Regions from separate parts of the Homo sapiens genome. Here region 1 is linked to region 2. Evidence: chromatin contacts called from ENCODE Hi-C or POLR2A ChIA-PET data. All regions are on one chromosome and are shown on one strand. Each heading gives the region's core, a stretch centred on a gene start or an enhancer-like site at or near the end of the contact. The rest is flanking DNA. Distances are from core to core; before and after follow the strand shown.

Evidence for each region. Hi-C counts contacts between places; a loop is a spot of excess contacts on that map. ChIA-PET counts read pairs that join two places held with the same protein, here RNA polymerase II (POLR2A). Pooled maps may share reads with other maps.
Region 1: a map of naive thymus-derived CD4-positive, alpha-beta T cell shows a loop between it and region 2 (2.2-fold over the local background). The contact joins the enhancer-like site here to the promoter of PTEN in region 2. A Hi-C loop is called at or near these places in 3 of 168 maps with a recorded cell type or tissue (CD4-positive, alpha-beta memory T cell and naive thymus-derived CD4-positive, alpha-beta T cell) and 12 of 50 pooled maps. POLR2A ChIA-PET finds 5 or more read pairs at or near these places in 1 of 52 experiments (OCI-LY7).

What each region holds. Positions count from the first base shown.
Region 1 is chr10:88,832,384-88,838,998 of GRCh38, reverse strand. The region is part of intron 1 of ANKRD22 (ankyrin repeat domain 22); the gene reads left to right. Among named protein-coding and RNA genes, the nearest start is that of ANKRD22, 16 kb to the left of the region's middle. RefSeq lists an enhancer at 2,900-3,049. Within about 2 kb of position 5,083, at least 3 of the 41 ENCODE cell types and tissues checked have a DNase peak (open chromatin) inside an H3K27ac peak, as active enhancers do.
Region 2 is chr10:87,862,250-87,868,406 of GRCh38, reverse strand. PTEN (phosphatase and tensin homolog) reads right to left here and starts at 4,782. Exons shown (of 9, transcript NM_000314.8): 1 at 3,859-4,782. The coding sequence starts at 3,937. KLLN (killin, p53 regulated DNA replication inhibitor) reads left to right here and starts at 4,874. Exons shown (of 1, transcript NM_001126049.2): 1 at 4,874-6,157. The coding sequence starts at 5,920. It overlaps MLDHR (mitochondrial lactate dehydrogenase regulator), which reads right to left and starts at 4,848. Exons shown (of 1, transcript NM_001433720.1): 1 at 4,753-4,848. The coding sequence starts at 4,848. The coding sequence ends at 4,753. RefSeq lists silencers at 4,488-4,627, 4,718-5,027 and enhancers at 5,628-5,807, 6,058-6,147.

The DNA.
Region 1 (6,615 bases), core at 3,834-6,333, 970 kb before region 2:
TTCAGGTTGTCCAGAGCACGGCTCTAGGGAGCGCTGTTCACAGGTTAGCCCATGGGAACTCATGCACCCTGCTGGTAAATACTCCTTCTCTTCAATCTCCTCCTCGCCTACTAGTCTGTTTTCCTCTGTGCCTTCACTGAAATCTGGCTTTTCCTGGGCATTATGACACCTTCTCTTATGGTGGCTGCTGATTCAGTCTACTTCTTGGTCACCGTTGTTTTTTGACCATGGTTCAATTTCTTACTTGAAATCTCTGCTTATGGCCCTTTCTCTACATTCTCCCTTCTGTCCACTGTATTCCAGGGCCCACTTCCACCTCCCTGGAACACAAGTTCCCCTTTCTTTCTGTCCCCCGGGGTCATCCTCAGTGACCTCAACATCCATAAGCTTCATTCTCCCTTCTTGACCTGTGTTTCTACTCCAAATCAGATACCCAACAAGGCCACCCTTGACTTCTCATCCCTAGACAGAGTTTATCTGTAACATCTCTCTGATAACTTCTAAACTGGTTACTTTTCTAATAGACCACATGTACGAACTGTGCTCTGATCCTTCTCTGTGTTTCTATTTGCTTGTCTCTCTCTTTTTGCAAGTTCATTTGTCTTTATCTGGCTTACATATGATGCCCATTAAGACTGAATTTAATGGTAAACCACTCTCCTCTCATTTCTCTTGCCTGACAGACATGTTTCCTAATCCTTGCTCTTGCCCTCTTCACTTTCTGTACTCTTCCCTCATCTAGGTTTGCTGAAGAAAATCACAAACTCACATGGCAGGCTCAGTCAACTCTATCTTCTTACTGTGTTTCTACAACCTGGTTTTCAAAGCCATTTTATATTTTTATTCATTTCATGTAGACAGTTTTAATTACGATGGTCCAAAATCTTCCCCATCATGCTCAAAAGTCTCATCTACCCTTGTCTCAATCACATCTCCTGTCATTAATCCATTCATCTTTTTAAATGTCAATGCTATTTATTTAGTTATTGGATTAGTCTGTTCTCATGCTGCTAATAAAGATATACCCAAGACTGGGTAATTTATAAAGGAAGAAGTTTAATTGACTCACAATTCCTCATGGCTGAGAAGGCCTCACAATCTGGCAAAAGGCAAATGAGGAGCAAAGTCAATCATGGCAGCTGGCAAAAGAGAGCTTGTGTAGGGGAACTCCCCTGTATAAAACTATCAGATCTAGTGAGACTTATTCACTATCATGAGAACAGCATGGGAAAGACCCACCCCTATGATTCAATTACTTCCCACTGGGTCCCTCCCATGACATGTGGGAATTATAGGAGCTACAATTCAAGATGAGATTTGGGTGGAGACACAGCCAAACCATATTAGTTATCTAGATGTATCTATTTATTTATGACAAATATATAGTAGTATAATGAATGAAGATCAAACCTCTGACTTTCTGGCAAAAATTTCAGTCAGTCTAAACTTCTTTCCATCCATGTAGCTCTCTTTTCTCCCTTGCTTTGGCCTTAGAGCCAGAATTTTCCTTCTATGTAGGAGACTAATGTTTCCATCTTAATGCTCTCTATCCTATCATCTCTTCACTCTCTTTGATCAATTATCTACCCTCTCATAACCACTCCTGTCCATCTTCATTGGCTCCTTATGCTTTAATAATTATAAGAGTAGCTAACATTAATTGAGGGTTTACTGTGACTCAGATCTGAGCTAAGTGCTTCATCTGCACAGTTACATTTAATTCTTTCTGAAACTTATAAAGAAGGCATGATTATCAAAAGCAGAAGGAAACTTAGCATGAAGAGTCTAGGTAACTTGTCCAAATAACATAGCTGTTAAGTCGCAGAGTTGAGATTGGAACCCAGAGAGTTTGTTTCCAGAGCCTGGATTTGTAACCACTTGATGACACCACTTTGCCTACAAACGTGTGGAACGTTGGCTGGACACTGCTACCCCCCTCTTTGAAGTCTCTAGCTTTCCCTAACAGCTTTTTCACTGCCAAACTGACTACAATTCCTCTCCAATTGCATCCTCTAATTCTTCATAGACAATGTGCTCAGGCCTCTGTATTCTTCCTTCAGCCCCATCACTGTATGAAAATTGGCCTCTGCATGGCTGCTAATGATCACATTCAATGATCTTTGTCTTCCTTCTTGAAACTTTCACTTCTTTGCCTTTGAGTCTTAACGTTTTTCTGTTTCTTCTGCAGACTCTCTGATGACACTTCTTATCTCTTGGTGGATATTGCTGATTCTAGGTCAGGTTGGAGAAGGAGTCTGGATGTATAACCAGTATAACCAGCAAGTCAGTGCCACAAGTGGACAGATCAATATCCCGAATACAGACTGTAGCTTAATTTTGGACACAAATATCAAATGCGAAGTCTTGTAGCCAGAAGACATTTTGAAGGCTGATTTTTAAGACTAAAGTGATTGGAGATAGAATGTACGCATTCTGCAGTCATTCCCCTTGATTTGACTCTTGGCCATGCCAGTTGTGAACTATGTCACTTTGGGCAAGGAAAACAATTTCCCTTAGTTTCATCTGTGCAAAACAGGTATATTAATACTACTTTAGAGGGTTGTTGTGAGGATTAATATAGAATAACTGAGCTACTCAATAACTGTTAGCTCATCTTATAATTTCTTCCTTCTCTTATTTACTCACTAAGTACATATTGAATGCCTACCATGTGCCAGGCACTATGTTATGGGGGTACAATGATGAATCAGTACAGACAAAATGTAGCCTCATGTAGTCACAGTGCCCTTATATAGCTTACAGTCTAGCTGGGGAGATGGCTGTTAATAACACACATACCTTTATTTAGATCAAGGGTGTGGATAAGACAGTGGTAGGAGATGAAGTTGTAAAAACGGCATATGGAACACGTGAGATTGAAAGAATTGTGTGCAATAGTCTTGGTGAGAATGATGAAGATCTGAAGCAGTACTTTAGCAGTGAGGATGGACAGAAGGGTTCTGAGACTATTAGGGGATAGAGTTATTATAATAATTTCCCAAGTGTGTTTCTTCTACACCCAGGGTGCCCCCAAATTACAGAGCTTAAGGGGTTAAAAGGGGTTTATGATAGCTTTTCCAGCAACCCAAATGGACAACCTCTTCTCTTTTTCATACCTGGCTTGTGAACCAGCACTTTCTATTGGACTTCCCTTCTGCCCGCTGTCAGTGCTTTTCTTACGCTGCGCTGCCCCCTAGTGGAAACCGCAAGTTCATAACAGCATGGAGTCTTCAGCGTTAGTGCGACTCTCACATTAAATTATAGTCATGCACCACATGATGTCACGATCAGCAATGAACAGCATATACAGCAGTGTTCCTATAAGATTATAATGGAGCTGCCCTATACAGGTGTACCATTTTATCTTTTACGCTATATTTTTACTGTATATTTTTATATGTTCACCTATGTTTAGATGCACAAATACTTACAATTGTGTTACAACTGCCTATAGTATTCTGTACAGTAACATGCTGTATAGGTTTTTAGCCTAGAAGCCACAGGCTATACCATATTAGTAATAGGCTCTACCATCTAGGTTTGTGTAAGTAAACTCTGTGATGTTCCCACAATGACAAAATCACCTAACAACACATTTCTCAGAACGTATCCCTGTTGTGAAGTGAAGTATGACTGTACTTGTGCATCTCAGCCGAGAAGGAAGACACTTAGCTTCCTGGTAACTCTGTGTCTTGGATCTAGGAAGCCTAAGAAAGACTAAAGATAGGGTTAGTATTTTACATAATATTGCTCAAATGGGGTTGAGAAAGCCCTCAAAAGCACTGAGTGACTCTTGCAGAACAACTCCCCATCTTTTCCTCTTCTTCTTTTTAGTTAGCTCTTAGTAAAGACTTTGAGAAGCCTAAGCAGAGAGCTCCTGGAGGTCTATGTTACCAGGCAGGTAACATAGATGAGTGAAGAGAACCAGTGTAATGTGATGGCGAGTGGTGGGGACTGTGGAGAATTGGAGTCACTGCCACTAAGCACCAGTTATTTGGTATCCTACAGGAATATGGGCCCAGTGTTAGCAAAACTTTCTCTTTTTTTTCTTTCTTTTTTTTTCTTTTTTTGAGGCAGAGTTTCGCTGTGTCGCCCAGGCTGGAATGAAGTGGCGCGATTTCGGCTCACTGCCGAATCAAGCGATTCTCCTGTCTCAGCCTCCAGAGTAGCTGGGATTATAGGCACCAGACACCATGCCCTGCTAATTTTTTTATTTTTGTATTTTTAATAGGGATGGGGTTTCTCCATGTTGGCCAGGCTGATCTCGAACTCCTGACCTCAGGTGATCCACCCACCTCGGCCTCCCAAAGTGCTAGGATTACAGGCGTAAGCCATCGCGCCCAGCCAAAACTTTCCATTTTTAAAGAGAAGCTGGAAAGCCAGATTAATACATGAAATATTCTAGTTTTTTAAATGTTGTTAAGTTATTTAAATATTTGAGAAAAGAGAAAAAGAGCTCTAAAGCCACTTGTTTCCAAGCTATTCATGGTAGACCACCAATTTCCAAATGCTTGATGAGTAGTGCTCACTGCTAATCACTCCATTATTAAATTTTCACTAGTTTATGGTAAAATCTTTTAAAAGGACAATAAAATGAATTTTTCTATAAAGCTAACTAAATCTACCCAATATAAAGAACTGCTTTCCCCCTGGTGATTATATTCTTACATATTTTGTTAAAATACCCTTCATTTATCTTTGTATTTGTTAAAATATCTTTTATGAAATAATAGTATTGTTTTAAATACATTTAATTGAAAAATTAAGAGTTGGTGACTTAACACTGTCTTGTTGCATTTAGTTTTGTTTTACTTATTTTTGAACTCCAAATGACTGGGCATTGCTGCTAGGACAATGGCAAGTCACTGAAGGTTTTATTTAAGCACTATTGTGTTGACATAACCCTGGACTCCAGCAGTGATGTGGAAGATTTGTTGGTTGAGACTAGAGTCCCAGAAATAATCGAATATGAAAACCCAAGGGAACTTCTGCCTTACTCCTTCATTTAATGACTGAGGACACTGAGATACAGTAGGGAAGTGAATTGTCCACAGTCACCGGGGGAGGTAGTAACAGAGCCACAATTACATCCTGTTTTTCTGACATGAGACAAGTGTTTCAACTGCCCCAGTCCTTTCTGCATCAGCCACACAGTATGCTGAGACACTGAAGTGCCCAACTGTTGGAAAGCTTAGTAAAGGGAAGACTTCAGGATAACAGAATAGGTGATTTGTGAAATTGTGCATTTCTAGTGAAACTTAAAGCCCATGTATCATGTTCATTTCATTTTTAAGGTACAGAAGTTTGCCTTTAATTGCTGCTGAGTTAATTTTCTGTTAGGATGTTTCTTTCATGAGTAGGCCTTTAGGTTTAAGAGTATAACATAGTTCACTTATTGTGATATTTGGCTATGTTAGAACCTCAGTTTATTAGCAAATACACCCACTTGACTTTCCCCTTGATACGTCCCAGTTTCCACAGGTGCTTATGTACCTACCCATACCAAAAAATTTTTTTCTTGTCATTTACTCTGTGTATGTGTGTCTCTGTCCTATTTCCCCACTTGACAGATACATTTTACATGGATAAGATAACATATTTTATTCTCTGGTACCTGTGACTGGCACACAGCAGGGATTTGACTTGATTATTAAAGAATGACAATTGCAATAATGATAACTTTCATACACTAAGCACCATCCATATGCCAGGTATTACTCTAAATGCTTTTTAAAAGACATCATCTGAAGATTAGTCTAAAAATATTCAGTGTTTGCCTCCCATGTGCTGAGTGCTGTGTTGAATGCTGGAGAAATAGCAGTAAATAAAATGGGGTTTACGGCCTGAACTTCAGTGCCTTCCTTCTCAGCACTGCCTCAAACCTCTCCTGATTCATGCTAGCCCTAAATACATGATTGTACATAATTAAGAAAAGAATTACAGTATGTCAGTTGCTGTGAGGGAGAGATACTGAATGTTGGGAGTAAGAAAAGACTTCTTGGATAAAATGAAAATTAAATTATGACATGAAGGGTGAGCTAGGTGTTATTCAGAAGAAAGGCAGGTGGTGTGTTTTATGCAGAGAGAGTATTCAGGGCAGAAGCCCAGATGGAAGGTACCAAACATGGTTTGGTTCAACCAAACTTTGAAGAACAGAAGTCGAGAAAGGCTGGAGCAGAGGAGGGAAAGAGGACAAGATCATGCTACCTGAAGTCTTGCTATTAAACTCCCATGGTGCCTTGTGAAGCTCTGTATAATGCTTTTTATAAACAGCATCTAATCAAGTGTAGTTAACCATATAATTTGTATATTATTTGCCTAAAAAACTGTCTTTTCTGCTCTGTTGAGCTCCTTGAATACAGGGTGCTATGTAGGTCTTATTTCATCACTAGTACTGCCCTAAACTCCTCCCCATATGCTTGTTTTCTATTTTATCTTTAGTAAAGATAAAGATAAAGACATTTTATCTTTAGTAAAGATAAAGATAAAGACATTTTGTCTTTACTAAAGATAAAGATATTTTATCTTTAGTAAAGATAAAGATAAAGGTATTTTGTCTTTAGTAAAGATAAAGATAAAGGTATTTTGTCTTTAGTAAAGATAAAGATAAAGGTA
Region 2 (6,157 bases), core at 3,533-6,032:
AGCTATGTTAATATTACATTTTCTGGAAGCTAAATCCTTGTAGTATGGCAGAGGCCTCACATTTCAATTAAGCAGAAAATTGTCATATGCATGCAACACTTCTACAATTCTCTTTACAAACTCTGAAGTCACACACAATATCAATAATAAAAGTGATTTCCTAAGCTTTCGTCTTACTTAAAAGATTGAGATGAAAATTTAAAAATAGCACGTTTACTTCAAGTGAATTAATGTTAAAACTTTGTGAAGTGAATTTCCCATAACAAATACTCCTCCATTAAAAGTCACTGAAGTGATTACTTCAGAAGCGGCTTAAAATATTTTTTTAAGTGTTGCGCTATCACCAAATGAACAAACAGCAAATGGAGGCAAATTTCAAAATAACATTAGAAAATAAGAATTGAAGACTTCTTCACTTCCAAAAAGTAAGCCATTTCATAACACTAAGAAGTTTATGTATTTTATGTGGCTATGAGAAAGCAGATGCACTGTTCCATACAAAAATTAAAATATCACCAGTTGCCTTTCCCATGTTATTAAAAATAAAATTCTAAAAAGGTAATAAAGGAATCTTTCTTTACTATCTTCTAAAACTAAGTTTAAAATGAAGGTGGTTATACCTCACCATATTTTATTATCTTTAATCATTTAGTATTTACTTAGTATATTATAAGCAATGTAAATCTGCATTGATGACTATACTGCTGTGCAAACTTTTACACTGGCAGCAATAAAATTCCTTTTTCCTCATATAAACTGTACATTACTCCTTTCAGTTGTGCTTTACACTTGAATAAGCACTATGAAAAATGAAGTTTGTAAGTTATCATACAGCAATTAGGTGGTCCAGTCATGTTTTTCAGGAAATATAACTTAGCAGATACAAAACAATGTAAAATAAATGTTGTGAATAGAATACTTTTTAAAACCCTCATGATTAATTTCAGTAATCACTTACCTTGAGGTAATTTAGGTAACTTCAATAGTCACTGTACTCTCTACAAGTTAAAAGTATTCCCTGTGAACATTTATTTGAAAAGAGGCAAATCTACCAAACAATAAAAATACAACAGAAGCCTAACGTTTCCACATACCCTAAATACACTTAATTTTTCTATAGTCTCAAATTCAGCACTATATTTCAGACTAATATTAAGCATATAACCCTACTAACAAATTTTTAGAATAATTTAATTTTGCGATAATATTTTAAAACTGAATTATTGTCCTCAATTTTCCTCGGAGAAATGGCTTCATTATTAATCTTTCTTTATCAGATAAAAATACTCCAATCACTACTTTCATAAAGGAATTTAACTTTTCACAGGTTAGTTACTGAAATAAATACTACAACATGTCAAAGACAAAGTCTTCAATGACAATTTTAATGCCTTCCCACTCCAATAAACAGAAAACATTAACGTGAAAACAAGCAAACCAAGTACGTTGGAATATCAAAATTATTGGGAGTGCAATTATCAAAAAAGCAAGCACTTCACTGACTTTCCTTACTGACTTTTTTTCATATCAACTTTTGGCTCAATAAAACCACAACTCTAGAAATTAAGTGTTATTAGTCATTTGACGCAATATTTGATACTGCTTTCTATGCATATCATAACTAAAAGTACAGTTTTAGAGAAAGTTTTAAGTCACACAAATTTCATGTGTAGAGACCAACATACGCTGAAATCAAAGAAAATGCCAGTCATGTCACAGCTCACATGTAAAAACCTGGTAAAATAATTTTAAGGTCTTAATAACCCTGATAATTTAAAATCAAGTGGGAAAAGTAAAAGTAGTGTGTTATGTACTTTAAGTGCTGAAAGAAATCTGTCTCCCAGACAGCATTCAATTATTTTCTTCAAAGGCTTTTTTTTCAAAGTTACATAAACATTTAATTTTTTGTTCCTATATATTTGGATGACTGTCAGTAATTCATGCTAATAGTAGACTGCTTTGGAAGTCACAAAAGAATTTTTCCATAATTATCTTCTGGGCAAGCGGGTCCAGTTTAGCCTTAGTAACATTCTCAATTAATGTCAACTTCAAAATTTGCAAATACTCTTTTAAAATAATATTTTTGGCTTAACAGAAAACTAAATTTTGGGAAGCTACTTCTTCAGTAAGTTTTACATTCATTTCAAAACAAAAACTTGGGCAAAATTAACTGTGCACATTTATATGCAGCTAACATAATCCAACGGAATAAAACCTCTCCCGATATAAACGCTGTCTTAAAAAAAAATATTCCCCACAATTTTTAGCAGGACATATAGACACTGTAGTGTCACTCTACCTTTAGACAAAATGCAACTGACATTTGCTAAGAAATAACTTTTATTAAAAATACTGTGCTAGTACTTATGCAATTACATAATTTTAACTAAATATTGTCCACTGCCACAATTCGCATTACCAAACTCATATTACCAAATTTTAGGCCTTGATAGAGCCTAAATGCTTCAGTCACTTCAGACCAATAACTTAATTCTGTTTTCACATACCTTATACACTGGCCTACCAATAGCTCTCAATTCCTGTCAATACTTTCCCCATTCTGCAAAAAGAGGGCCCCATCCCCATCCCTAATCAAAACCAATGTGTTGTACCTGAAACTGCAAAGATTAATGCTTTTCGATGACCACTAACTTTTGAAGCCCGAAGGCCTAACTTTTAGACAACTAAAGCTACACACTGTTAAAATTCTTGGGCTTCTGTCTTATTCAGCAAGCTGACTCAGTAAATTTAATACACTGTATGAAAAAAGCTAACATACCTACAATCTAAAGCTGGAGTAAACCCCTCTTGCCAGCATTTCTAGATATTAGCTGGTAAAATACAACTGACATTCTACACAAATCAGTAAAATTAACGATACCAAAAGGTGTCAGAGGACCTGAAACCTAAAAACGGTGAGCAGCAATTCTGGCATCACAACAATACTTAAATTTCAAGCATGAACTGAAGTTTTATTTCTGCAATCTTCACTTGCTACACACAATACCCTTGAACCTACACATTACCATCTGGGATCAGAAACTACTCAATATCCATTCTATGTTTATGACAAGAGCACTGAACATTAAATGCTACTGAAGTGCAAATTTCAAGCACTATCCTACATCACCCCATAGGGAGAGAAAAAGGTAAATATAACAAAGATCTAGTAAGAACGCCTTATAAGGTATATTATGGCACTATTGACTTCAAACTACAAAACTTCTACATACAGTTCAAAGTTGTAGGTAACTTAAGTTTAAACATTAACAAAACTACTTTTTGCCCTCAATGTGCACCATATATACTGAAAATGATTCTGCTTCTAAAGTTATGCAAATCAGTCATATTTTAAAAGAATCTATCAATGCAACTCAGGAAACTAAAACAATCACTGCAAGATTCTGATGCAATATGCGTACGTGCAACACTAATTTTCATTTTATTCTGATCTAAACCCTTGATCTAGGGCCTAAGCCAAGATTTAATCGAAATATGCTCAACCTCAAAAAGCGTCTACTTTTTTGTTCATTTAGGAGACCGGATTACCGAGCTCGCTAATCCACTAACAGTGTACTGTATTCTGTATTAACGGACAATAGCCCTCAGGAAGAGACCATATAGATAGCCTAAGAAAGCAATCGGTGGCTTGACACTTGCAACCAGGCAAGAGTTCCGTCTAGCCAAACACACCCTAGGTTGAATACACAGAAAGGAAACACAAAATATATGACCTAGCAACCTGACCAGGGTTAAATGTTATAGTCACCCAAACTACGGACATTTTCGCATCCGTCTACTCCCACGTTCTAAGAGAGTGACAGAAAGGTAAAGAGGAGCAGCCGCAGAAATGGATACAGGTCAAGTCTAAGTCGAATCCATCCTCTTGATATCTCCTTTTGTTTCTGCTAACGATCTCTTTGATGATGGCTGTCATGTCTGGGAGCCTGTGGCTGAAGAAAAAGGAGGAGAGAGATGGCAGAAGCTGCTGGTGGCGGGGCTTCTTCTGCAGGATGGAAATGGCTCTGGACTTGGCGGTAGCTGATGCCCCTCGCTCTGCCGCCGCTTGGCTCTGGACCGCAGCCGGGTAATGGCTGCTGCGGCGGCTGCTGGATGGTTGCAGCGACTGGGCCTGCTTCTCCTCAGCAGCCAGAGGCCTGGCAGCGGCGGCAGCGGAATGGGGAGAAGACGAATAATCCTCCGAACGGCTGCCTCCGCCGGCGGCCTCCGGAGCCCGGGCCACGGGGGGTGCGGCGGCGGCGCACGGGAGGTTTAAAACCGGCCCGGGTCCCTGGATGTGCCAGCCGCCGCCGCCGCCGTGTTGGAGGCAGTAGAAGGGGAGAGACCAACTCTCCGGCGTTCCCAGCCCTGGAAATGGTGACAGGCGACTCAGACCCCCTCCCTGGAGCTGCAGCCGCCGCGGCCGCCGCCGCCGCCGCTTCTCCCCCCCGCTCCAGGAGCGGGAGGTGCCGCCGCCGCCGCCGCGCCTCAGCCGGCTCCCGCCCGAGCCCACGGCTTCCACCTTCCCTTTCAGGAGAAGCCGAGGAAGAGGCTGCACGGTTAGAAAAGACGAAGAGGAGGCGAGAAACGCCGCCGCTGCCGCCGCCGCAGGCCGGCCGGCTCCCCGAGGGCGCTGCCCCCGCGGCTGCTCACAGGCGCTGAGAGGGGCTCCGGGCCGCGGCCGCCGCCGTCTCTCATCTCCCTCGCCTGAGCCCGGCCTCGCCTCACAGCGGCTCAACTCTCAAACTTCCATCATGGCTGCAGCTTCCGAGAGGAGAGAACTGAGCGCAGTCGCGTCCCAGCGCCGAGCGCGTATCCTGCCGCAGCGCATAAAGAGTCCCGCCACATCACCGCCCGCCGGCCTGCCCGCCCCCTCCGCCGCCGCGCCGGGAGCCCGGGCGCCTCGGAAGACCGAGGGGAGGCGGGAGGCGAGCGAGAGGCGGACGGGACCGCGCCGGGCGAGGGGAGGGCAGGGCAGGGCAGGGGGCGGTAGGAGGGGGCAGAGCGGTAGCTCTGGGTGCGAGCGCAGAGTCCCCAAGCCGCAGGCTCTACTGAGCATGCCCAGTGTAGCTGCCTGGGGCTTGCTCGGGCCGGTTCCCAGCCGCCAGCCTGCAGCTGCACTTGCTGCGGCTTTTGCAGCAACGCGAGGCGAGGATAACGAGCTAAGCCTCGGCCTCTGCCCAGAAACCCAGCCGGAGGCAGGGTAGGCTGTTGTGGGGCGGGGGTGGAGGACTGATGATGAAAGCTGAGATGGGTGCGTTGAGCAGTGTCACTGACTCGAGTCTGAGGTTACCTGTGCACAGGTGAAAAGGACCAGGTGACCACGCTGCTCAGTGTAGAGGGAAATGCAGGGACGGTCCCTGCAAGGGGAATACCCTCCCCCCTTGCCTCTACCCCTAGATTTCCGCGGCGTGGACTGCATTCGCTCTTTCCTTTTGCACCGCTGTCGGATCACAATCGTTCGCAGAGATTTGACTGTAACAGCCTTTGCCTAGAGATTCCCCCTTCCCCCAAATCTGTGTCCTCATGGTGTCAGTCTTAGCACAAAGAGCAACCTGCTATTGTGTCGCCAGCGTGTATCACCTCATCCGGCTCCCTTGCAGCGCCCCACCTCTCGCTTCCCCGGTAACTCGGCTCGTTTGCCCTAAAAATGAAAGCTCTCAGCCGAGCGTGCTGAACGTGAACACATAGCCGTTGAATTTCAAGGGCCCAAAGGGCACCTATCTAAATGAACTGAAAGAGGATCCCTGTGAGTGGGACGCACCCCGCAGGCCTCTCCTGCGCCCGCTCCGGTGCCCCCAAGAGAGTCGAGCATCTTTCCCCTCGGGCTCCAGGTCGGTTCGCGGCGTCGGAGTCAAGCTCGGTTCTCAGAGACCACCTAGCCCCGCCCCCCCTTGGCCGCCGTGAAAACCCGGCAGGATGGATCGCCCGGGGCCAGGCTCCGCGCGCCCCGGCCGGACCGTGCACGTTTGGGGTTACCGGGTTGAGTGGAAAGTACGGAACGGTAGGAAGCTGCAGCCCAGCGAGTGGGCGGGGCGAGGAGACCTAGGAGGGTTCAAAAGGAGGTGGAAGGATACACGGGCCACAGTCGGAACTACTTTCCGAAGGAGGTCACGTGTGTCCCTAGTTGGGGAACTTTCCAAATTCCCACTCCCCA